2 separate regions of the Homo sapiens genome follow, and region 2 is linked to region 1. Evidence: chromatin loops called from intact Hi-C (ENCODE). Cell type or tissue: breast epithelium. All regions are shown on one strand. Each heading gives the region's core, and the rest is flanking DNA. Links, peaks and the distances in the headings are about the cores only. Region 1 overlaps DCP1B (decapping mRNA 1B). Region 2 overlaps ERC1 (ELKS/RAB6-interacting/CAST family member 1).

Region 1 (12,742 bases), core at 2,728-10,727:
CATGTTACCTGACTTCAAACTATACTACAAGGCTACAGTAACCAAAACAGCATGGTACTGGTACCAAAACAGATATACAGACCAAGGAACAGAACAGAGGCCCTCAGAAATAATGCCACACATCTACAACCATCTGACTTTTGACAAACCTGACAAAAACAAGCAATGGGGAAAGGATTCCCTATTTAATAAGTGGTGTTGGGAAAACTGGCTAGCCATATGCAGAAAGCTGAAACTGGACCCCTTCCTTACACCTTATACAAAAATTAACTCAAGATGGATTAAAGACTTAAATGTAAGACCTAAAACCATAAAAACCCTAGAAGAAAACCTAGGCAATACCGTTCAGGACATAGGCATGTGCAAAGACTTCATGACTAAAACACCAAAAGCAATGGCAACAAAAGCCAAAATTGACAAATGGGATCTGATTAAACTAAAGAGTTTCTGCACATCAAAAGAAACTATATCAGAATGAACAGGCAACCTACAGAATGGGAGAAATTTTTTGCAATCTGCCCATCTGACAAAGGGCTAATATCCAGAATCTACAAAGAACTTAAACAAATTTACAAGAAAAAAACAATCCCATCAAAAAGTGGGCAAAGTATATGAACAGACACTTCTCAAAAGAAGACATTTATGTGGCCAACAAACATGAAAAAAAGCTCATCATCACTGGTCATTAGAGAAATGCAAATCAAAGCCACAATGAGATACCATCTCACACCAGTTACAATGGTGATCATTAAAAAGTCAGGAAACAACAGATGCTGGAGAGGATGTGGAGAAACAGGAACGCTTTTACATTGTTGTTGGGAGTGTAAATTAGTTCAACCATTGTGGAAGACAGTGTGGTGATTCCTCAAGGATCTAGAACCAGAAATACCATTTGACCCAGCAATCCCATTACTGGGTATATACCCAAAGGATTATAACTCTAATTATTACCCATAACTAGGTATATACCCGAAGGATTATAACTCTACTTATTACTGGGTATATACCCAAAGGATTGTAACTCTACTATAATCAAAGGATTATCATTCCACTATCAAGACACATGCACACGTATGTTTATTGCAGCACTATTCACAATAGCAAAGACTTGGAACCAACCCAAATGTCCATTAATGATAGACTGGATAAAGAAAATACGGCATATATACACCCAGGGAATACTATGCAGCCATAAAAAAGAATGAGTTCTTGTCCTTTGCAGGGGCATGGATGAAGCTGGAAACCATCATTCTCAGCAAACTAACAAAGTAACAGAAAACCAAACACCACATGTTCTCACTCACAGGTGGGAATTGAACAATGAGAACACACGGACATAGGGAGGGGAACATCACACACTGGGGTCTGTCGCGGGGTGGGGGACTAGGGGAGGAAGCGCGTTAGGAGAAATACTAATGTAGATGATGGGTTGATGGGTGCAGCAAACCACCATGGCATGTGTATACCTATGTAACAAACCTGCATGTTCTGTACATGTACCCCAGAACTTAAAGTATAATAATAATTAAAAAACACTTGAGTATAAAAAAAAGTCTGAAACATTTTACTTCATATTACACATACTTTTTTTTTAAAAAAGGCAGAAACATTGAAGGAAACAACACTCAACATGAAAGAACCTTGTGCCGGAGTTCTAGAAGGACCTTGAAAATCAGTTTTAAAAGGCCTTGCTGTCACATAGTCTTTTTCATGGCTGCTTGAGTCATGCTGAAGAGATAGGCTTCATAGATTATATTTAAGAAGTTGTCATCATTCTGGAAAACAAATCGAAAGACCCAAGAGAATGTTACTTGGTTGGCAGACACAAAAGGCTTCCTCTGTCTTAGAGCTGAACTGGCCTTTGGATACTGAGACACTCATCTCTCCCTGTCTAACAGCTGGTGGTTTTTAATTGCATGTGTGAATGTTAAGTGGGGTTGACGGCAAGGCCGGACAGAGCTGATGGTTTTCCATGGTCAGTATGCACAGCAGCAAGAGCTCATTACATGCAGCACAGATGGGCAGCCCAGACACATGGCAGCATGGAGCAAGGTTTACTCAAGAACAGCCTGGGTCTGCTGCATGAAAAGACATGAAGCCCCAGCAGACAGAGGAGTTAGGAGGACATGATCCAAGTCAGTGGTCTCAAAGTTTGGTTAAGAGATTGCTGTGGTGTGTTTTTTTGTTTCTTGTTTTTTGGGTTTTTGAGACTGGGTCTCACTCTGTCACCCAAGCTAAAGTGCAGTAGTGCCATCATAGCTCACTGCAGCCTCAACCTCATGGGTTCAAGCGATCCTCCCACCTCAGCCTCCAGAGTAGCTAGGGCTACAGGTGCGTGCTACCATGCCTGGCTTTTAAGTTTTTTGTTAAGACAGGGTCTCACTATGTTGCTCAGGGTGGTCTTGAACTCCTGGGCTCAAGTGAGCCTCCCACTTTGGCCTCCCCAAGTGTTGGATTACAGGCATGAGCCACTGTGGTTCTTAAAGGCCCTCCAAGTCACCTACAATGTGTCTGCTTTGTTTTGGGCATTACTTAGGATTTTACTTGCAATATGCTTCATCAGTACTTCATCAAAGCTAATATAAGTCTTCCCATAAGTTATGGAAAGTTTCTAGCCTTGGCAAGTGGGCAGGAGTAAGACTGGTAATCTCTGGGCTCTTTTGCCTGGCTAAGGAGTGAGAATCACGGTCTAATCAGTGGTTTTCCTCATGTTTTAATTCTAGAGACTTCTCCCTCCCACCCAAATTCTTTACAGTGTTAGTAATTCACCCACACTTCACATTCCCCCTTCATTCCCTCTTGGCACCCCACACAGATTTAGCATCATTCTCATGCAATGAAGAGAGTGATGTTATCCCTCTTTTTCCTGCAAAGTAGTCACAAAGTTCCTCTGCATGAGATTGTGTCCTAACAAGAGGCAGAAACTAAAAACAGACTGCTTGAGTGACTGGGAATATGAGGTGTGGTACACGGGAAGAAGTAAAATGCACGCAGAGTGGAGGGCAGGGGAATGTAATTTCTAATCCGCCATGTTCAGCCACTACTCTGGAGTAGAGTCTCAAGACAATGTGAAGGGAATCAGCCAGAAAACATATGGATCTTTTAAATTACAACTTAAGAAACTGGCTCAAAGTAAAGAGGTTCACAGATGTCTAATTCCTCCTGAGCTTACTATGAATAGCTTTAAAAGGTGGCAAATATTTTTATCCTGATATTTACTTATGAATTAGTAGGGCTCAATCATTTGCTGTTGACCTTATTTATCTCTGATTGTTATTATGCTTCTGCTGACTTCTAGCCCCATTCCTTTCATTCTTCCTCAAACATGTTTCCTTCTTTTGTAGTCTCGCTATGTTGCTCAGGCTGGTCTTGAACTCCTGGCCTCAAGCAATGCTCCCACCTTGGCTTCCCAAAGTGCTGGGATTACAGGCGTGAGCAGCCACTGTGCCCGGCCAACATGGAACCTTTTTAAAAATGTTGTACTAATTGAGACCACTGTCTTTTTAAGTAGGATAAGACAACCGCAGAAGGGCTGGCCTGCTCTCTAAAGGCCGTCTGATGCTTAAGCAAAGTACCACACAAGTTTTCTTAAAGATTATCTACCAAAAAGACACCTAAATATGTTAACTGGGGTGTCTGAAGTCTGTCTGGCTACAAATGTTCCACTTTTCAAGGACTGCCGTTGATTTCTTGGGTGTGCTTTGCTAGGGCACCTGTGCTGAATGTTCTCCCGAGGCTGGTCCCTGCCAACATTCATGTGGTGAACGTGGCCCACGGGAGAGTACGTGGGAAGTGGCACTCGGGGGCCAGGCTGGGTGCATCCCAGCCCTGCTTATGTACGAGCTCCGTGCCTCAGGCCAGTTGCTCAGCCTCAGTTTCCTTGTCTGTAGAATGGGAAAAATAACAGGGTTGTTATGTAAGGAGTGAATGAGTTATATGCTTGTGTGTAGCACTGAAAATAGGGCCCGGCGCCAGCTCTGTGGAGTGTTAGCTATTATAGCACTCATTATTATTTCATAATTTCATAGGCAAGTGAGGCTAGCAGCTCACAAGGAGTCCTGTCACTCCATCCCGTCCTAATGAGCAGGTTTCAAAATGACTTGTAAAACATACCTGTAGCAGCCATGGCCATTATTTGCTTCCCTCCCTGTTTTCCACTCGCTCAGTGGCCTCTTCCCCACTCAACAGATGGCCCCTTGCCCAGGACTGCTCCCACCTCTACCTCCCAATGGTGAGTTTTCTGTCTGGGCCTCCAGCACCCAGGGTCCTCTCAGGGACTGCTTAATCCCCAGCATATGCTTCCTTCTCTTCTGACAGGTGACAGCTTGGAGGCCTTAGACAGTCCTTCAAATTACAAAATCCTTGAAGAGCTGAGACACCCAAGCCACACTTGGTATTATAAATAACACCTAGCTAACTGAGCACAGAAGCCGCTGGGGTCAGGATGAGTTGTTACACACACCTGTTATTCTCACGGAAGCTAAGCAGGCCTTGGCTGAGTCTTTATCTCATAGTTGCAGCCAGGAGGCCAACAGGCGTGGTCAGGTGCGAAGGGAGATGACGTGCTTGCTTACCTGAATGAGGTACAGCAGTGCCTCCTGGAGCTGGAGCTTGGTGAGTGGGCTGCTGGTGATCACGGAGGGCTCCGGGCTCTGTATGGGCAGGAGGAGGCTGGTGGCAGCAGCAGGTGGCTCCTGGCCTCCCACAGGCAAGAGGCCGCTCTCCCTTTCCTTTGGCGGGACGGAGGTGGGTTGTGCGAACACCATGGGGGACATAAGCAGAGACGGAGCTGCTGTAGCAGGGATGCGCTGAGGTGAGATGACCTGCTCACAGCAAATACACACAGAGAGCGGGGTTCAGGAGCAGCTCACGGCATGATAGCTTGCAGCGGCAGATACGGGTGGTCTAAGCATTCCCTGTCCACAGCTTTCCTAGCTGAGAAAAGTTTATGGGAAACTGATTCTTGCTCCACTGCTCCATGCACCTTCCTTCAGCATCACTGAGCAGCTCTGGTATCGTCTGCTGTGGGGACTATTCTTTCCACTGCATATGCAGCTTGGCCTCTGGGTGACAGCTTATTTTTCAGGCTACCAGTATTTGGCAAGTGCATTTAGGACTACTGACCTTTTCCTTAGACCTGGTTGTCCATGACCCTGACCTAAAGGTCTCACAACCTATGTGAGCTGCCACCCTTGTTAGGGGCCTCCCCATTTCCCCTCCTGACCCCGGAGCACAGGAGGCGCTGTGAGAGCAACTCCCCGCCCCTCCTGCGGCCTCACTCACTTCTCGTGGGGAGGGAGAGTGATGTGTGGGTCCACCCCTTCTGGGTCCTTCCCTGACAGGATCTGCCTGCCTGCAGAGAGCCCTCATCTTCAGCTTCCGCAGCTGATGTGTTTGGGCTGACCCGGGCGGCCTGTTGCTCAGCCCTGCCAGAGCCTGTCTGCTGAGTCTAACTCCCTTGGCAAACAGACCTGAAACCAAGTTTTCTAACAGCCCTTTCAGTTATGCAAGTGACATTTTGATCCTTATCTGACTGACTCCTACAGCTATCATTTGCTTCTAACTCAGGGAAGAAAAAGAATGTTATTTATCAGCCTCCGAACTCCCCGAAAGAACTCCTAAGAGGGAGGCAAGGAGGCCAGCAAGCTAGAAGTTGCTGTAATTTTATAATCAATCCCTTAGCGTCTCTTTGAGCAAAAGTTGGCCTAGAGGAAGGCAGGCTGTTTCTTTTAACTTGTCCCTACATGACATTTCGAGGAGCGGTGCTGAGCAGTGATGCTCCCGGAGGTGGAGTCAAGCATTCTGAGCACAGCGTGGGCTGCTGAAATGCTTGCCTTTCTCACTCGGCTCTTGATATTTGTGAGTACTGAAAAGTCAAGGGAGTTGTACATCAGAAATTTAAGTCAGACTATATTCATCGCATGCTTCTAATTCTAAATCATCAAAGAGGAAAAAAGCAGACATTTTTAAAAAAGGGACAATAACACTGAAATGAGGGGGAGTGGGAGTTATAAATATTGTTTCTATAGCAGTCGGTACTCAGATTTGGGATGTTAATAAATAATAAATGAGAACACTTTGACTCAGGGGCTCACAAAGACTTTTGGCACATGCCTAAGGTCTTTGTTTTCAAAAAACTGAATTTTTTGTTTTGAGACAAGGTCTCACTCTACTGCCCAGGCTGGAGTGCAGTGGTGCAAACATGGCTGACTGCAGCCTCAACTTCTTGGGCTCAAGCAATCTTCCCACTTCAGCCTCCCAAGTAGCTGGGACCACAGTGGCATGCCACCATACCCGGCTAATTAAAAACAAAAAATTCTTGTAGAGACAGGGTCTATGTTGCCCAGGCTGGTCTGAAACTCCTAGGTTCAAGCGATTCTCCTATCTTAACCTCCAAAGTGCTGGGATTACAGGCACGAGTCACCATGCCCAGCCAAAAGTTCAAGATTTTTGAGAAACTGTTATAAGTTACATAACAGGCCAGGTGCAGTGGCTCACGACTGTAATCCCAGCACTCTGAGAGCCCGAGGTGGGTGGATCACCTGAGGTCAGAAGTTCGAGACCAGCCAGGCCAACATCGTGACACCTCGTCTCTACTAAAAAAATACAAAAAATTAGCCAGGTGTGGTGGCAGGTGCCTGTAATCCCTGCTACTCAGGAGGCTGAGGCAGCAGAATCGCCTGAACCCGGGAGGTGGAGGTTGCAGTGAGCCGAGATCGCACCATTGTACTCCAGCCTGGGCGACAAGAGTGAAACTCTGTCTCAAAAAACAAAAAAAGGTACATAACAAAACATGACAAAGGGCCAGTGATGATATATGTGATACACAGGGAGAACTTTCCAATTTTTAAACCCAATGTACTTTCAATGAATGTGTTCCAATCCAAAGGGAAAACAATTCAATGTCAGATCTCCAGATGTTACCCACAGGCAGATGATCAATAGCTTGTGGTTTCCTCACTGTCCCAAGTCAGTGATGGACATGGAAAAGCATCTTCTCTAAAGGAGAGAATCTTTCTAAAAACTGTCATATTTTCCCTCTCTGGCAGTTTGTGTGGGGGGTGGAGGTGGGTGGCATGCATACCTCTCCTGATCTACAGTAGGCTATACTGACGATACAGAGAAAGATAAAAACTGGCTGCACCTTTCAGGAGGAAATAGGCTGTTTTTTGTTTATTTCAAGAACCTACAGCATGGGCTGTGGGTAAGGAGTCTGTTTTCTTCATCATTATGTACCCACATGTAGACAATGCCTGACATGTAGTAAGTGCTCAAAAATATTTACTAAATAAGTGAATAATTTACTGTGGACTGAAAAACAAGAGGAGGTCAGTTGCTTGGCATTCCAGATTGATTTCAAGGCAGACCATACTAAGTTCCTACAGTCAAAAATTACGGTTTTCTCCCATGTCTGTGTTGGTCTTCAGACCTCCTAATATAACGAAGATTTAACTCTACAAGTAATGCTCTCAAAAAGGTTGGGGGAAGTTCTCAGATTGTTAACCAAAGTGAAGATTCTCCTTCCAGGTAGAAAGTTCAGGCAATCAAGATGCACGGAGGTGCACCCTGCTCCAAACAGAAATGTACGTGACACATTGGTCCCTAGAGCATGGAAGTGGACTCTACATTTCACTGCATTATAGTAATACCTTTTTCTTTGTCTGTCTTTTTTTTTCTTAACAGACAGGGTCTCGCTCTGTCACCCAGGCTGGAGTGCAGTGGCACGATCATGGTTCACTGTAACCTCCGCCTCTTGAGCTCAAGGGATCCTCCCACCTCAGCCTCCTCAGTAGCTGGTGCTATAGGCGTGTGACACCAAGCCTGGCTACTTTTTTTTTTTTTTTAGGGACAGGATCTTGCTATGCTGCCCAGGCTGTTTTATTTTGCCCCTGGTACATATTTACCTGGAAAAGAGGAGTCTGCTGTTCTGTGTTGGGTGTCTTGTTGATCCAGGATTCCAAGGGTTTCCCTGTTCCAGAGCTCTGAGCGAGCACAGGAAACTTAGCGGCCAAGGCTGGCCGGTTAGAGGCATGCAGCTGCTGCTCCTGCTGTACAATCTGAAGCTTCTTCAGTAACTCTTGAGGGGAGATCACTCCAGAGCTGCCAGTCTGACTACCAGAGATGGGGAGTGTTTGTCTTGGGAGTGTGGACTGTTCTCTTCCATGAGCCTGATGTCCTACTGTCTGAGGTGGAAGGGAGCCATTGAAATAGGCCTGTGGTGGCTGAGCCAGACCCTTTCCTGGAGCCACAGGGGTGACAGAAGTGGGAGCTCTGCTGCGGTTCAGGGCAGCTGAGCTGGCAGGTGCTGGTGTACTAGGGTCACACTTGTTTGCTGCCCCTGGGGTACTCTGAAGTTTCTCGAACAGGTTCTGAGTTCTGGAAGCATTTTGTACACCACGAGAAGTTCCAATGTTGTGAGGAGACCCTGGCTGGACAGGTCCTGTAAAAAATTCTCCCGCAGAATGGGTACTGCCATTTTCACAAGGCCGGTTTTCAGGCAGCTCTGACAATGGGTGGAGGTCTGCGCTCCTGACCATGAGTTTCTGAATGGCTGGACAGAGCTGCTTCTCAATGGGGGGTGAGTGTCTTCTGGGTTCCTCATAGGACAGGGAGCGTACAACCCCCTGCCTAATTGGAAGCTTCTCTTGCTGCTGCTGCTGCTGCTGCTGCTGCTGGTGGAGAGTCTGCGGAGGCTCCACAGTTTCCTGACATGTAGCTTTGTCCTGCTTCCCAAACAGAGCTGTCAAGGATAAGTGTTGGGGTTCAGGGTCTAAGGTCTGGAAAAAATAAAGATATCTGACATGAGTCTACAAACAATTTGGTTATATGAGGAAGTGCTATGAAACATAACTTATCTGATGACTTATTCTATTTACAAAGGATTGATTAGAGAGAATGAAAAATAATAATAATAAACTTGAAAAATGAGATCCCCTTTTTAATGTCAAAAATTTTCACAGCATGCTCCCCTTGCACCCCCAAAACAGTTATTATATTTTAATATCTGTTGACCGATAAAACAGGTATAAGATCTTCAAGGGCCTGGGGTTTCACAGATTGGGAACCACCTTGGTAGGAAATTATATGCACTAAAAAAATAAACAATCTGTTCAATAGGAAGCCCATCTAAGCCTGCAGAGTAATATGAGAATACAAAGGAATATAAGCATTTCAGAATTTCTAGTAGTTTTTCACAGAATTATGGAAATCAAGGGCTGGAAAGAAACGGAAGACTTTAAATCTAACTTGATCCTTTCAAATATATACTGGTAGGATTTAAAAAGTCCTTGGATACATAAAATCTACCTTGGCCCAGCCAGTTACAAAGCTACTTCCTTCTTGCTCTTTACTTCTGTTGCTTTCTGCATTGTTGCACTGAGAAAACATGAGGCTAGGCACAGTGGCTCATGCCTGTAATTCCTGCACTTTGGGAGGCCAAGGCAGGCAGACTGCTTGAGCTAAGGAGTTCAAGACCAGCCTGGGCAACATGGCAAAACCCCATCTCTACAAAAAATACAGAAATTGCCAGATGTGGCAGCACACGCCTGTAGTCCCAGCTACTTGGGAGGCTGAGGTGGGAGGATTGCTTGAGCCCAGGAGACACAAGTTGCAGTGAGCTGAGATGGTGCCACTGCACTCCAGCCCGGGTAACAGGAATGAAATCTGTCTCAAAAAAAAAAATAAAAGAGGAAAGAAAAAAAACCACAAGCTTCATTTTAAAGTCAACATATTCAGGTCTCGCTATTAAAATATAATAAAAACTTTCCATAAAACAAGCAATAAAAAGAAAGCTAAAAAATTAGAAGACTTCTTTTCTTTAAAAATTCAATATAAGATTTTCATTACTAGTCTTTATGTCTTTTGGCTCCATGTTCATTTTCAAAATTGATATAAACTAATTCCTTTAAGAAAATCTTTTTAATTAGTCATAGTCATGATAAAATGACACAGCAATATTATATTTACAATCATTAATGGGACCTACAGATTGACAATTTTTGTCATTGCTGTACTATTCTGAAGTGTATATATATATATATATACACTAACACAAAAGCTGCTGTAATATTTCTAATTTAGATTGCAAAGACAGTGACAAGTCATCATATCTGAAGAGGAGTTTTATACCATTCCTTTGGACTCTGAGCTCTCGGCGGCAGCTACCCCAGTCTACAGTGCTAGCTCTGCATCTGGCACAGAGGAGGTGCTCAGAAGTGCTCAAATCAACTCTGTGTCCTTGGTGGTTCTCCCAGGTGGCCTTGGGAAGCCACCCACCCCAGAAGAATATGGACCCAATGGGTAATGTTTCTGTCATCTCTGACAATGTTATTAGTTTTCTAGGGTGCTTGTTTGTTTGTTTTTGTTTTCTGAGACATGGTCTTGCTTTCTTGCCCAGGCTGGAGTGCAGTGGCGCATTCCATAGCTCACCGTAACCTCAAACTCCTAAGCTCAAGGGATCCTCCCGCCTCAGCCTCCAGAGCAGCTAGCACTACAGGTGCACGCCATCATGCCTGGCTAATTTTCCTGTAGAGATGGAGTCTCACTGTGTTGCCCAGGCTGCTCTCAAACTTCTGGCCTCAAATGATCCTCTCGCCTCAGCCTCTCAAAGTGCTGGGATTACAGGCTTGAGCCACTGTGCTGGCTTGTTGTTTTTTAAAAAATACATTATCTTTTAAGGAGTTCAAGTTCACAAGAGATTAGCACAGAATGTGGTATATGCCAAAAGTAAAAACTTTAACCCTCTTCTAGGAAGAGTAAGTTATTAATAATGAAAAAATCTGTATTCTGAAATCCCGCTTTCTTGGGTTTACCTGAAAGCATTCTTCAACAACACCAGGCCCTCCCCTGACTATATTCTGGGTCAAAGTTCTTTAAGAATTCTAGAGACACACTGAATATGACAAGCAGAGAACTCCGTACCTGGTTGGGCTGAGGTATACGCTGTTGCTGGTTTTCACTGGGTTTCACTGGAATTGGTTTGATGAGATTTGGATTGTCATAGATGGCAGAGGAACTGGTTATCTTTTTTGGCTCAGAACAGGTTTTACACTGAAATAGAAAAGAAAATCCCCTCATTTTTGGCTTAGAAAAGCTTTAGTCTTTTTAAAAGACTACCTTTTTACTTCTTATCTAATTGGTAGACGGCTGTGTTTTTGATAGATTTTCATGCACAAAGGAAAATCCCTTAAATTTCTCTAAGAGCTATGTTTGAGTATAAATCAAGTTAAAATTTAATTTTTCTTAGTTGGACAATTCAGTGCTCTAAATATTACTAACAACACCAGCCTCCAGGACCAGGGGTTCTTAAGACACCTGTATAATTGAAAGGTTCTGTGCTTAATATATTGACTATACGTTTAAATATATATAGTCTAATGTCTTTCAATGATAAACAAATATAGAAACCATTCCTTAAATAACATGTCTGGACAATTTAAGCAGTTGACTTAAAATTGGAGAGTAGTTGAGTACATTTCATCAAAGTAACTAAATCTTTTTTGGTCTACAAACCAAAAAGCTGACTCAAACCACTGATTTAAAAATTACTAACATCATCTTTATTTAATAAATGACTTCTTGCATAAACAGAGTAATTCAAATCTGAGCGTTCTGAGCTACTTACTACAAATTAGAATTTTGTAGAGAAAGAGACAAGAGACAAATCTCATCATTTCCAACACTGACTCATTATTATACATTAATCTAACCAACCATGCAATTGCTAACACAGTAGGATTCATAACAAAAAGAGCATGGCAATGATACTGGTGTCTAGTTTGCTAAAACACTAAATAAAACAATATAAAATGCTGCTTTCTGTACTACAGACTCTCTGAAGCATCATTTGTTTCCACTGTACAGCCAAGGCCTCAGGCCCCAAAATATTCCACACCTGACATGAAATGAAATATAAACACAATCTTGTCCCTCAGGAACCCAGCATTCCCAATGTGTTTTACAGTTATCAATGTGTATTCTCTAATCCAACGATCTGGGGGTGTGGCATCTATTACCACTGTATGCACTGTATGTGAGGTTAACCATACAAAAGATTCTCTTCCTCCAGGCATTCTATCAATAATTTGTATATTTAGCACAAGTATTACGTGGGATGCAAAATCACCTTATAAGTCATAAAGTGTTACTTCCAATTCTTCTTAGGTGAATGAGGGTATGGCGGCATGGACCAACTGGCATGGCTTTCCCAAGTCATGGATAACCAAGACAAGACAAGAATACAGGCTAACATTTAATCCCTTACACAATTTTGGCATGAAAAGCCTTGCTATTTAAAAGAACGTGAATGCTTCCTTTCTTTGAATGACGCTTTCTGTATTTCTTCTTTTTCTATGTTCAGAAACACTGAATTTCCGGCAAAGAAAGGCAGATTTTTCCCAGCTTCCCTATGCCCATATCCATATGGGCTAACAGGATGCTTTGTCTGTTGATATGAATAAGCCTGATAGCTTTTCCTAGTTAAAATGTTATCTCCAGAAGCTGTTTTCTGTGTCACTACAACTGCCTACCTACAAAACCTTGCTTTTATGTAACAATTGCTCCCTCTTATCAGAGTGCTCAGAATTAATCATCCACCTCAGTAGTTTGTAGCTCATTTTCCAGTTGTTTAATTTTGTATGCTTTTCCCGACCTAAATATCTTTAAAATCCTGGGGGGAAAAACAGTTTTTGAAAAAGCATATAATGGATTCTTCACAGAGAACCTGAGGCATTTCTTTAAAACT
Region 2 (12,742 bases), core at 2,535-10,534, 840 kb before region 1:
GGAGGAAAAGCTTAGGGTGCCATACCTTGAAAGCCAAGGAAAGAGAGTAGAATAAGGAAGAGGGATTGAGCAGTTGGGTAAAATGCTGCTGGTCAGGTACAGTGACTAAGGATGCATCATGGGTGCTAGCAATGTGGAGGTCGTCAGTGACCCTGATGAATTGCATAGATGATTATTTGATTAAACTCTATTTTTCCTATTAAAGCTTCCATGATAAAAGGGACCAAATATGTTATTTCTCATTATTATATCTCCAAAACTTAGTTCCTGGAGTGCATAAATGGGATAAATACATAGGTCCCAGAGCCTCTGGGAGGACTAGAGAACTGGGCTCCGAAGTTATATAGACAAGAATAATGCCTCGAATCAATCACACTTCTATATTGCTTTAGTGATGACAGTGCTGCGTGGCACAGGCATGTGAGTGTGTTACGCCGACATCACTGACACTGCTCACCACCACTGGAGCCTCTGCTGTTGGTGTGTCTGGAAGCCTGAGGTAGCTGCTGCCTCTGCCACCCACTGCTGGAATTGTCTGTAAATATTCATGTCCCGGCTTCTTCATGTCACAAGATTCTGTTTCAAAGTACATGACGAATGTGTCTGATTGAGGTGATTAGGTCATGTACCTGGGCTTTAATCACAAGAAAGGCTGGGCAACAAGTATGTGGCATTTTCAATTTCTGTTGTGGGAGGTAGACTCTGCCTTTAAATGTGGAGTTCCCACACATGCTAAGGAATTCAGATATCACACGGCGAGGAAGAGTGATGAATGCCTGCCACGGTGCGAGATAAATAGATTTTGTGGGGTATACGTGTAAAGGTAATAGTTGAAACCATAGGATTAGGGAAGGGCTATTTTGGATGGTTATTTGTACGGGTTGTTCACCAAACAAGAGCTTCCTGCTGATGGAGCCCGTAGGCCCTAAAATTCAGCCTGTGCTTCATGGTGATGTTGCATCTACCCAAGAAGGGTTGCTTTTTTTCTAATTCGCATAAAGTTACTCTGTGGATTAGTGAAGGCTTTGGATTCAGGCTATAGAATCCAGATGTTCCAAGGACAGGAATTTAGAAAATGTCTGCAGGTAGGAAAGGAAAAGGGTGGAGTTTAGAGCTAGGATAATTCTTTAATGGAAGCCGGTTGAAAATTTTAAAGACGTTCCTTCTTTAACTTAAATTTTTTTTTTTCTGGTACCAGCTAGAGTTTGCAAAGGAGGTGAACTGACAATAACTATTAGGTTTAGAAACAAGGAGGTTTTTTATTTGCTATTTTAGATCGTATGGTTCAGTGGAGAGGTGAGGATAGAAACTGGCTGATCATTCATTCATCATTCATTCCTTCATCTAACAAAAGAGGAACAGATAGAGAGGAGAAGTAATTTTTAACGACTGCTTACATATCAGACAGTGCCTGAGGAATACAGAAGACAGTTTCTAAAAGAGTTCACAGTATGGTATGTTAGAGAAGAAAAACTATTGCTAATACAATGGGGTAAGTGCTCATGGAGCTATGTAAGCTGTGTAGCATGCTGTATGAGAAATAGGAGGTGTACAAAATTCAGCACAGGAGTAGGAAGGGACTAAAATATTTCCTTTCTAGCTAATTCTTGAACGTTTGGTAGCCATTTCATTCATTCAGTATTCATTCCTTAAATGTCTATTAAGCGCTTACCAGTGTGGCAGCTACTGTTGTAGGTGCTTTGGATCCATCAGTGAATGAATGAAACAAAGATCTTAGCTTTTGTGGAGCGTACATTCTCGTAGAGAATAATAAGTAAACATAATAAATCATAAAATATGTTAGAGGGTAAGTGCTATACACAGGAAAAAGTAGAGCGAAGTAAAGGGGAAGGACACATGCGTTCTTTTTTGGCTGTGTTAAATTTTAAAATAAGGTGTAGATTATACTGAAAACGTTGAACATTCATTTTGTTATGAAAAATTTCAAGCCTACACAAAAGCAGTAAGAACTGCATGATGAATCTCCACATGCTCATCACTCAGATACACCAGTTTCGAAAATTTTGCCACACTTCCTCCATGTATTCTTTTTTCTTTTTCCTCTTTTCTTTACCAAAGATTTTAAAGCCAATCCCTGGCATGACGTCATTTTCCTCTGCAGACTTTAATATGCGTCTCTAAAATATATGGACATTTTCTTGCATAGCGACAATGGCATTATCACAACAACTAAACCTAATACTAACACAAAAGAGGCATTTGAGCCAAGACTGGAAAGAAGTGAAGTCTTCCCCTAGCAGCTTGTGCAAAGGGCTTAAGGATCAGGAGCATGCTTAGCATATTTGAGGAGCAGCAAGGAGTCCATAGTGGCTAAAGCATGGAGACCCAGGGAAGAGCGATGAGATGAGGCCTTTGCAGGCTGCCGAGAGGACTTGGGCTCTAGTTGGAGTCGAATGGGGAGCCATGACAGGGTTTTCAGCAGAGGACTGACAAGGACAACTTTATGTTTACAAGGGTCACTTGAAGTGCTCCATTAAGAAAACACTGTAGTGGAGCAAGATAAAGCAGAGCTCAGTTAGAAGGTTGTTATGGATTAAAAGGTATATTTTTGTTTAGTGGTTCATTCCAGGTGGTGGCCGTGGAGATGGCAAGAAGTGCTTGGATTTTGGGTATGTTTTGAAGCTAGAGCTAACTGGATTTCCTGACTGCGGCTTGAGAGCGAAAGGAAGGCATTAAGAAGACTCATAGGTTTGTGGCCTGAGTAACAGGAAGGATGGAGCAGGTTTGGGGGCACCATCAGGAGTAGAGATGACATCTTGCCATGTTGCCCAGGCTGGTCTCGAACCCCTGGGCCAAAGTGACCCTCCTGCCTTGGCCTCCCAAAGTGCTGGGATTACAGGTATGAGTCATCACGCTTGGTCAGGAGTTGAGTTTTGAGCATGTAGAGTTTGAAATGTTTGTTGGACATGAAAGTGAGATGACTAGGTGGATAGTTAAAGCTGGAAGTAGGGAGAGAGGCAGCAGAAAGCATTCATCTCTGTATTCCCTGGATTCCCAAGAGCCTGTCCCCAGGGTACTTGGAAGTACTGACTGATTTATTTAGAGACATTCACAGAGTCTGACAAGAAAATCACTGAAGTGGTTTGGTAACCTGGAAGGCTCTGATATCCCTTCCTTCCTTTTCTATCCTGAACTCAGTAAAATTTGGGTAAAAAAAAAAAAAAAAGCTATGTTTTTCTGACATTTTCTGAACCTGAACTACTTAGGAAACTTGTTCAACAGTGTCATGTTTTTCTTCCTAACTGTAGCACCACTAGAGAGCGAGCTTCATCGTAGGTAACCAGGTGGTGGTTATTCTGGGGGTGGATGCCGTGGAAAGGATGTTGTCAACACAGATTGCTTTCCACAGCTGCAGTCAGCAATGCAGACTGATTGTGATGGTATTTATTTCTCCTTTTAAAAGGGAGCATTTCTAATCCCCATTTTGGATCATTTGGAATTCTGATTATATTTCCCGGAGTTATGTGGAAGATTGACACACAACCTGAGGATGTGAAATCGTAGTTTCAGCTGTTATGGTAGCTCGTGTCTGTGTGACTGATTTTAAATAACTAGGTGTTCAGAGATAGGGATCCTCCTATGCCTGCATGGTTGAGTGAGCCTGAATGCAGTCTGTGGATTCCCTGATTCACAGGGAAAGGTTGGTAACACAGAAGGGGTCATTGTCTCATAAGGCTGTAGTGATCTTTTGCATACATCGGCTCTCACTCCTCTTTGAAAAAAATGAGGGTGAACAGGAGAGCACTGAATCTCTTTCTGCCTCTTTTCTACAGGAGATGCATCGAAGGTTTGAGAATGCTCCTGATTCTGCCAAAACAAAAGCTCTGCAAACTGTTATTGAGATGAAGGTAAGTGAGAATCTAGTAAAGAATCTTATGAATTACCTTATACTTTTAAGTGATCAAAAACTTCCATGTGTGAGTGTTAGGAAATGGCATGTAATAGTATTTCACTTATTTGGAGATTAAGAGTGAGAATCAATGAAAATGACATCTTAAAAGAATTTCAGTTTTATTTCCTTTTACTTGTAGACCATAATTCAAATTGGACCAAAAAGAGTTGAACAGAATTTCTTTAAATCAGCTATTCGCAGATGTCTTGGTCTCAGGACCCCTTTATTCTCTTAAAATGACAGACTCACTTCCTTCATTTTAAGAAAATGTCTGCCAGATACCAAGTCTGGGTAACCATAGCTTGTCAGTTTTCTTTCAAGTAAAAATAGTGTTCCGTGAAGAAAATACTGAATTCAGTTTACAACTCAAAGCAACACGAGTCCTGTGCTTAGGGACAGCCATCGTATTTCAGTACGCAGCTTCATTCCATTTGTCACACACAATATTAAAAGTATGTGTACTCCAGAGTTGAGATTTTTTTTTATTATTTTTTATTTTTATTTTTTGAGATGGAGTCTCGCTCTGTCGCCTAGGCTGGAGTGCAGTGGCGTGATCTTGGCTCACTGCAAGCTCCGTCTCCCGGGTTCACGCCATTCTCCTGCCTCAGCCTCCCAAGTAGCTGGGACCACAGGCGCCTGCCACCACGCCCAGCTAATTTTTTGTATTTTTAGTAGAGATGGGGTTTCACCGTGTTAGCCAGGATGGTCTCCATCTCCTGACCTCGTTATCCGCCCGCCTCGGCCTCCCAAAGTGCTGGGATTACAGGTGTGAGCCACCGCACCTGGCCAAGATTTATTAAAAGTAATACTTTTTACTGCTTCTTCAAGGGCGGTATTAAATGAAGTAGTCTTTTAAAAATTTTATTTCTTATTTTTCATTTTTTTCCTACAAGTACTTGACGTGACAAATATTAATATAATGACTACAAGTATGGTTTGATGCCATTGCCTTGATTTGTGCTAAGGCACTAGCAGTTTTGCCCATCATTGCTGTATATCTTTAGTGCAGACAGTGGAAAAGTCAAGTGACATCATGGTATTATTGTGAAAATAGTTTTGATCATGCATACTTTGTGAAAGGGTTGAGGGTACCCTGAGAGTTCCATAGACCATCCTTTGAAAACCTCTGCCTTAAGTTAATGAATATTTAGAAATCTTTAGGCTGTTCAGTATAGTGATTAAGAGCTTGCTTTCTAAGTTAAACTCCCTGGATTCAAAATCTCGCTTCACTTAACCAACTGTAAGATATGGAGCAAATTACCTATGCCTCAGTTTCTTTATCAACAAATGGTGATAGTAATAGTACTCATCCAGTGGGTCGTTTTGAGGTTTAAATTAGTTAAAACATGTAAAAACACTTTGAACAGGACCTAGCGCATAGTAAACATTCAATCCATACTAGCTGTTGCAGCTGTTATTTTTGTTCACAATCTGTTCTTTCTCATAAAAGTTCATGTAGTTAGGGACCTCCCCCCACAACTACTTCTTCATATCCTCTAGAAAGCTCAATACTGTGTTTTGCATTGTGGGCCTTCATTTAATATTTGTTGATATGACAAGAATATTTAGTCAATGGTATATAAATAATTTTATGTAAATAGATACTTCTGAAGTAGTTATGGGAACTGTTGTCTTAATTTGGATGATTTCCTCTTAAAACTTTATATCGTATACATCTTTATTCTCGGTGGGGAAAGGATTTACCAAACAAATTCCGAATTAGTGGATTCTGGGTTCTTTGTAGTTAATTGGTAGTCTTGAGTATAATCTTGTAAAGGGCCTTTAGAATCGTTCAGTTGCATGGTTTTACCCTTTCCACATTCACCACAAGTTTGTTGTGTTATTTCCTGATCCCTTGTTAACACCTAAGAATAAAACACATGAATGTACCTATGTCCACAAAATGATTTGTTTAACTGCCTTTTGACAGAATGAGGACGAGTAATAGTATTACTTGGTGGCAATGGATGCATTTTAAGTTGTGTGAACCTTCAGCCATTCTGCTAAGAAGGAGAAAGATTCTGGTGGCCCAGTGGGGTCAAGAGGATGTGATGCTGAAATCACAACAGAAATAGCTGTGTTGCTGAGAATGTGGAATGAGCTTCAGAGAATTATGAAAATCTAGTGTAGTCTTTAGGGAAAATAGGGAAGAAAGGTGATTGAAGTAAAAGAGCCCAGTAATCTTGAAGGTGATGCAATTTTCTTTGCCCTCTCCTCTTTCGCCTCTTCTTCCTCTCTTTCCTCTTCTTATCCCTTCTCCCACCATTTTCCCTCATTCCAGCCTTTCCTTCTTTGTTCCTCTTCTTCTCTTTCTCTTCCTCCCCTTTCTCTACTATTTTTTTGTTTGTTTGTTTGTTTGTTTTTCCTTTACCAGTGGAGGAACAGGGAAGAATGACTGTACTGCTCTAGGGTTAGAGTTTTGCTGGGATAGATAAAGCAGAGCGAGTGATTGGGATGCAAATGAATTGAGGGTGATGATGACAGAGTAGTTTGGACGTTGGTCCTGGACTGTACCCTGGATCTGGAAAGAGTAAAATTCAGGTGGACTGACAGGTTGGGAGAAAATGTAAAAGTTAGGAAAGTGGAATTCTCTGTGAGGTTGAACAGGAAATAATCAGAGTGAGGGTATGACAGGCCAGGGGAAGAGAGTTCTGGATGATGATAGGATCCATCAGTCCTATAAACTGGATCACCCAAATGGACTGGAGGATGAGATCATTGCAATTAAGGGCGTCAAAGAATTCTGACATTGCAATCCTCGGATTATGGCAAGAGTGGTGATTGAAGGGGATATTGTAAGCCAGGTGCCAAAGACTTCCAAAAATGGGCAGGAGTGATGGAGAAGTCCCTGGATGGCAGCAATGGGGAGGGTAGGGTGAAAAGGAGTATGAGCTTTCCATAAAGGGAAACAGCCTTGAAGAACTGGGAGAATGTCAACCCTTTCCCCTGCTCCTTTGTGGTGTTGGGGTGTTATTGACCTTCACTGGAGAGAGTTCATGGGAAAAAGGTTGAGAATTTGGGGAATTTGACAAAGAGCAGAGGATTTCAGTAAGTCCAGTGGGATTGGTTGGTTAATGATGGAAGGGCTGGGGCTGGGGAAGTACAGAGTAGTAAAGTGAAAAGGAATTTTTTTATTTAAATATTACACATTCTAGGAATAAGAAACCTGGTTGGAATGACTTTCCTTAAACCCAGCATTGGTACCCGTTGGGTTGGTGCTAGAACTAGTTGAGAGTATCAGGCCTTAATTTTCTGGCCTGATTTCCTTGGTAGGTTCTTCTTCTGGTCAGTCAGTACCTGCCTCCTGGTTTTCAGAGCTGGAGTCATGATCCCTTTTTGGGAAGAAGGTTTTATGGCTCATGATTTGGTAGTGAGGGTGCTAATTTGTCAAAAGCTGCCTTTGTCTGTGTTTAGGGTAGGGGAGAAGTTAGATTATATTTTTAAGGGCCTTGTAGAGACTTTCTAGAGGCTCTGTACAGGTTCCGGCTGCCATGTGATGTACAGAGTTGGAGTTCTTACCTGGGACTAAATTGTCTTGAGTGGAGCCCCAGTGCTGCTGGAGATACACTTCCCTCTTTCAGCTGGTCCAGTTTCATTACCACTCAGGCTGATGACAGAGGAGAACTTACCTTTAACTTTCACTTTCTTTCATTTGTAGGCTAGTCATATGCTTATGCCTAGTATTTTAGTCTTTTTTAAGGTGCTGTGTTCTGATATTTCCAGAGAAATTTTATAGCAATCTTAAAAGTGAATTTTCAGGTAGTGCAATTGAAGTAGTACTTTTTATGGGTCAGTCATTCCACATGAGTAAATAAAAATCCTGGTTTAGGTATAGAATGACTCTGATTGTATTAATTCAGTACAATGGATTTTGAACAGGTACATTTTAAGTTTAATTTGAATGAATTTATAAAAGACAGTTTTCATTGTGATATTTTTAAAGGTCACGTGATGAGCAAGACAGAGGAATACATCCTCTCCTCCCCTCCCTTGAACCTGAAAATAGCTAGGTGTAGTTTTCTCGATATAAAGCCTTAATCTCTCTCATCTTTATGCTCTGAGAATAAAGGAGACTTAATCAAGAAATTATTGAGGTAAAGTAGAAAAGGAGTTAATTTCAAAATAGCTTCCAAAGGAATGGTTTATCTAAAACTCCAAGTGAAATAAAGCTAAGCTATACTTAATTTATGCTCTTTAAGGTCTCTATTTCTTTGGTGAGTAAGCACCTGCAGCTACAGATACATAAAACTATTCATTCCATGTAGGAGTCTTTCTGTAATTCATGACATGTAAAGTAGCCTGGGGAGAAACTAGGTACTGCGACAAACAAAATCAAGAGATCGAATATGAAATAATGTTCTGTTGGAAGGTGATATTTGTGGTAGAGATGATGGTTTATAAGGACAGTGATTTTTAAAAATTAAGAATTATTTTAAATGTATGAAGTACAGACAATAAGGATTGCTAACATGATAAATAACTTAATTATTCCCCCATTTTTCTGCAGTGGGATGTTATGTAATTTTTATTATTGCACATATAGCTGTACACGTTACTGTATAAATCTTTGAAACCCTCTTACTTTTTTCCCCTCCTTTGGGGCATAATATGTTTTTTAGGGGTCACCAAGTAAAATGATAAAATACTAGAACTAGAAAAGGCTTTACTATTAATATTGGAAATTTTTTTCACCAGAAATTTGTAATTTCTGATGCAAAGAAATTTTAACCAGTTTTTCATTGCATTTACTTCTTCAGTAATTTAGTAATTATTTTCAACTTTAATTTAAAGGGTGCAGAGCTGGAGGCAGCCATAGAAGAAAAATCATACTGTGGATATGAGTGCTTCTCCTCCCACTCAAATGGCTGTAAAGGACGTATTTTAGAAGGAAGGCACTGGCTGGGCATGGTGGCTCACGCCCATAAGCCCACCACTTTTGGAGGCCAAGACAGGTGTATCACGTGAGGTCAGGAGTTCGAGACCAGCCTGGCCAACATGGCAAAACCCTGTCTCTACTAAAAATACAAAAATTAGCTGGGCATGGTAGCGTACACTTGTAATCCCAGCTACTTGGGAGGCTGAGGCAGGAGAACTGCTTGAACCCAGAGGCAGAGGTTGCAGTGAGCTAAGATTGCGTCACTGCACTAGAGCCTGGGCGACAGACTCTGTCTCAAAAAAAGGAAGCAAGGCACCAATTGCCAGACAGCATTTTTTCTGTATATTTGTCTATCTTTATTAAATGTAACTTCTTTAAATATCATGTTATTCAGCTTTTCTGGGTTTTTGTGAATACTTCAATCACTAAATCTTCCATTGTCTTCAGGATTCAAAAATTTCCTCTATGGAGCGTGGGCTTCGAGACCTGGAAGAGGAAATTCAGATGCTGAAATCGAATGGTGCTTTGAGTACTGAGGAAAGGGAAGAAGAAATGAAGCAAATGGAAGTGTATCGGAGCCATTCTAAATTTATGAAAAATAAGGTAATGGCATGTGAGACTTTTGATTCTTAAAAGGAGTTTGAAAAATTGATGCATATTTTTTACTTCTCTAGTGATGATAAAGCCGTATTTTACACTCTTTTATCAGGTTTCAGGGAAGAATACTTTTAGCATAGTTCTTTCAAATGAAACTTCTCCAGAATTAAAGTCAGAATTACTGACATAGATAGTTACTACAAGTTTTTACTTATAAAGACAATTCTCTGTATGAGGCTACATATGTATTGTCATGGTTTAAGTTTTCATATCTATTAGTACTTCCGAAAAACTTCCAGATGAGTTTTTCTCACTATATGAAACATCAGGTTCTTTACCTCTTGTGAATTATTTAAAAAGTCAAAACCCTAAGAGGCTTGAGATGGAGTTTCGCTCTTGTCACCCAGGCTGGAGTGCAGTGGTGTGATCTCAGCTCACTGCAGCCTCTGCCTCCATGTTCAAGTGATTTTCCTGCCTCAGCCTCCCAAGTAGCTGGGATTACAGGTGCGTACCACCACACCTGGCTAATTTTTTGTATTTTTTGTAGAGATGGGGTTTCACCTTGTTGGCCTGGCTGGTCTTGAACTCCTGACCTCAGGTGATCCACCCACTTCAATCTCCCAAAGTGCTGGGATTACAGACGTGAGCCACCGTGCCCAGCCCTAAGAGGCTTTTTAATGAAATGGGTGAAATGAAGTTACGTTTCCCCTCCAAATACAGTTCTGTAACGGAAAGCCCTTTCTTTGCCCTATCCTGTGGGGAAGATCCACTTGCTGTCAGGTTTATTGCTTCCCATGTGCACTTCAGGCGTAATATGACAAAGATTGATACCACCAAGACCTATCAGTCTGTGTTTATCATCAGTCACAATGTTCCTTCCTTGTATCCAAAGTCATTTAGTTTGATTCTGTAAACTATTTAGGCAAGTTGGAGGATTTAGTTTATCACAATTATCAATTTACCAGTTTTGTTGTGGTTTCATTAAACATTATGATTGTAATTATAAAGTTTAAGCCAGAAAATAAGTGTTTTCCCCCTTTATTTCCCAGTTGTATTCTCCAGGTTCTTAGAAATGAAACCCGCAACATCCCAGTAGTGTGAAGGAATGATAACATCACTTCCCCTCCAGTTTCTGGCTTCTTGCCATGGTGCCCATACCTGGCATATAAGTCTACAGAATATTCCTCTGCTACCTCCAGACTCTATTATTAATTATTTCTACTACTTTCATTTCAGTTTTAGAAATTAAAAACTCACATACCCAACTTTTTTTTTTTTTCTTTTTCTTTTTTTTTGAGTCGGAGGTATGCTTTGTCGACCAGGCTGGAGTGCAGTGGCGTGATCTCGGTTCACTGCAGCCTCCGTCTCCAGGGTTCAAGCTTCAGTCTGCTGAGTAGCTGGGATTACAGGCGCCCACCACCATGCCCAGTTAATTTTTGTAGTTTTAGTAGAGACGGGTTTCACTATGATGGCCAGGCAGGTCTCGAACTCCTGACCTCAAGTGATCCTCCTGCCTTGGCCTCCCACGGTGCTGGGATATAATCATAGGTGTGAGCTGCTGCGCCTGGCCTCACATAACCAACTTTCTATTAGTTTGGATTTTTCACCCTGATTTGAGAACAAGACATAGTGCCGTATGATCTCTGTGTTTATGTTTTTCATTTGTTGATTAGCACATTCCAGTCCACTGTGGGGGGAAAAAACCTGTGAACTTAGAAACTACCTATGGCTCTTTGAAGAGGGAATGAGGGGAACAGATTTGATTGTATTATATAAGTTATTGTTATTTCTAGTTACCATTCTGCCTCAAAAGTAGACAAGAAGAAGACCTAAGTTGACACATAAGTGAAAAAGAATAATAATGTCGTGACAGGTAGAACAACTGAAGGAGGAACTAAGTTCGAAAGAGGCTCAATGGGAGGAGCTGAAAAAGAAAGCGGCTGGTCTTCAGGCTGAGGTCTTTGCCGTAAGATTTACCTCTTTGTGTGCAGTGGTCCCACAGTGGGACCCTGCTAGCTCTATGGCTTCTGGGTGGCTTACCCTTTCATTCTCTATGGTTGGCAGCTTTGCCCATTACTAGCACTAACCAGCCTGCTCTGCTCTTTAACTGACTCCTGTTCACTAGTTTGACCCACATGTCACTTTGTGTGCAGTGAGCCTTCACGTGTTCTGGAAGCCTTGTACCTGGTACTTTATTGTTGCTTTTGTCACTCTGTGGATGGTATTTCAAAGCCTGTTTCTTTCTCAACCCTTTATTGTTGGTTTATATGAATGGCGGCCTTCTTTTCTTCCTAGGTACAAGAATATATGCAGTTGTTCTAGGCCTATCACCTAGAGTTTATTTGAATTTGAAACTCTTGAGCAAAGTGCTTTACCTTATGTAGACATTATCTTTAAGTCTCCAGTGAGTGATTTTGCCACAAATGTTACTTTCTTTAGGACAGATGTATAGAAAGTATTTATCTAGTAAATTGAAATTACTAAGAGACTTATTTCAGGTATCTAAATCTAGTTCAATATTCTAATGAACTTAAAATTTCAATTCAGAACATAATAATAAAATAAATACAGTTGGCCCTCCATATCTGTGGATTTGCATCTGTGTGTTTAACCAACTGTTTTTTATTTTCAGGGTAAAAAAATGGATGTTGTGTCTGTGCTGAACATGTACAGGCTTTTTTCCCATGTCATTATTCCCTAAGCAATACAGTATGACAACTATTTACATTGTAAATATTTACATTGTATTACGTATTACAAGTAATCTAGAGATGATTTAAACTATACTGGAGGATGTGCATAGGTTATATGCAAATTCTACATCATTTTATATCAGGGACTTCAGCCTTCATTAATTTTGGTATCCAAGGTGTGTCTTGGAACCAGTCCCCCATGGACCCATGGATACCGAGGGATGGCTGAATAATAAAGTAGCTAACACTTGCACACTTACTGTAAACATTTTATAACGTGCTGAGTTAGACATATTATCAACTCCAAATTATAGACGAGGAAACTGAGGTAACAGAATGGTGCCTAGGAAAACACAGCTAGTAAGAGGCAGGATTTGGTTTTATACAGGCAGTCTTCTTCCACATACTGCTTACAAGTTCTTTACTGACCTATACTAGGCTGTGCACACATTTGTCAAAGTGTCAGCAAAAACTGCTTCTGAAAATAATTGTGGCTAAGACTGGAATAAAAAAATACAGCATTTAAAAAACCAAACTTGGGCTACTTTTGTAGATTTGCTATTTATGGTCCACTTTATAGTATATATTAAAAAGGGAAATATTTTGGTGGAAAGGGTCTAATTTGGTTTATGGAAACCATATATTGGCTAGAGGGAAGGTTGA

What was found. Hi-C counts contacts between places; a loop is a spot of excess contacts. Peaks named below come from ENCODE experiments on the same cell type or tissue, not always from the same donor. Only the 100,000 strongest peaks of a DNase experiment are listed, where the experiment ranks them.
Region 2: it touches region 1 in a loop (20-fold over the local background); 1 of 110 quality-filtered maps calls a loop at or near these places.

What each region holds. Positions count from the first base shown.
Region 1 is chr12:1,944,512-1,957,253 of GRCh38, forward strand. It overlaps DCP1B (decapping mRNA 1B), which reads right to left. Exons shown (of 9, transcript NM_152640.5): 6 at 10,921-11,049; 7 at 7,905-8,777; 8 at 4,575-4,823; 9 at 1,542-1,775. The coding sequence ends at 1,695. Among named protein-coding and RNA genes, the nearest start is that of LINC00940, 14 kb to the left of the region's middle. RefSeq lists an enhancer at 9,546-10,745. In breast epithelium, for the core only: no CTCF peak of the experiment used is centred there; DNase peaks (open chromatin) are centred at 5,389 and 5,780; H3K27ac peaks cover 4,373 bases.
Region 2 is chr12:1,100,956-1,113,697 of GRCh38, forward strand. It overlaps ERC1 (ELKS/RAB6-interacting/CAST family member 1), which reads left to right. Exons shown (of 19, transcript NM_178040.4): 4 at 3,795-3,869; 5 at 9,237-9,392; 6 at 11,260-11,343. Among named protein-coding and RNA genes, the nearest start is that of ERC1, 120 kb to the left of the region's middle. In breast epithelium, for the core only: no CTCF peak of the experiment used is centred there; no DNase peak of the experiment used is centred there.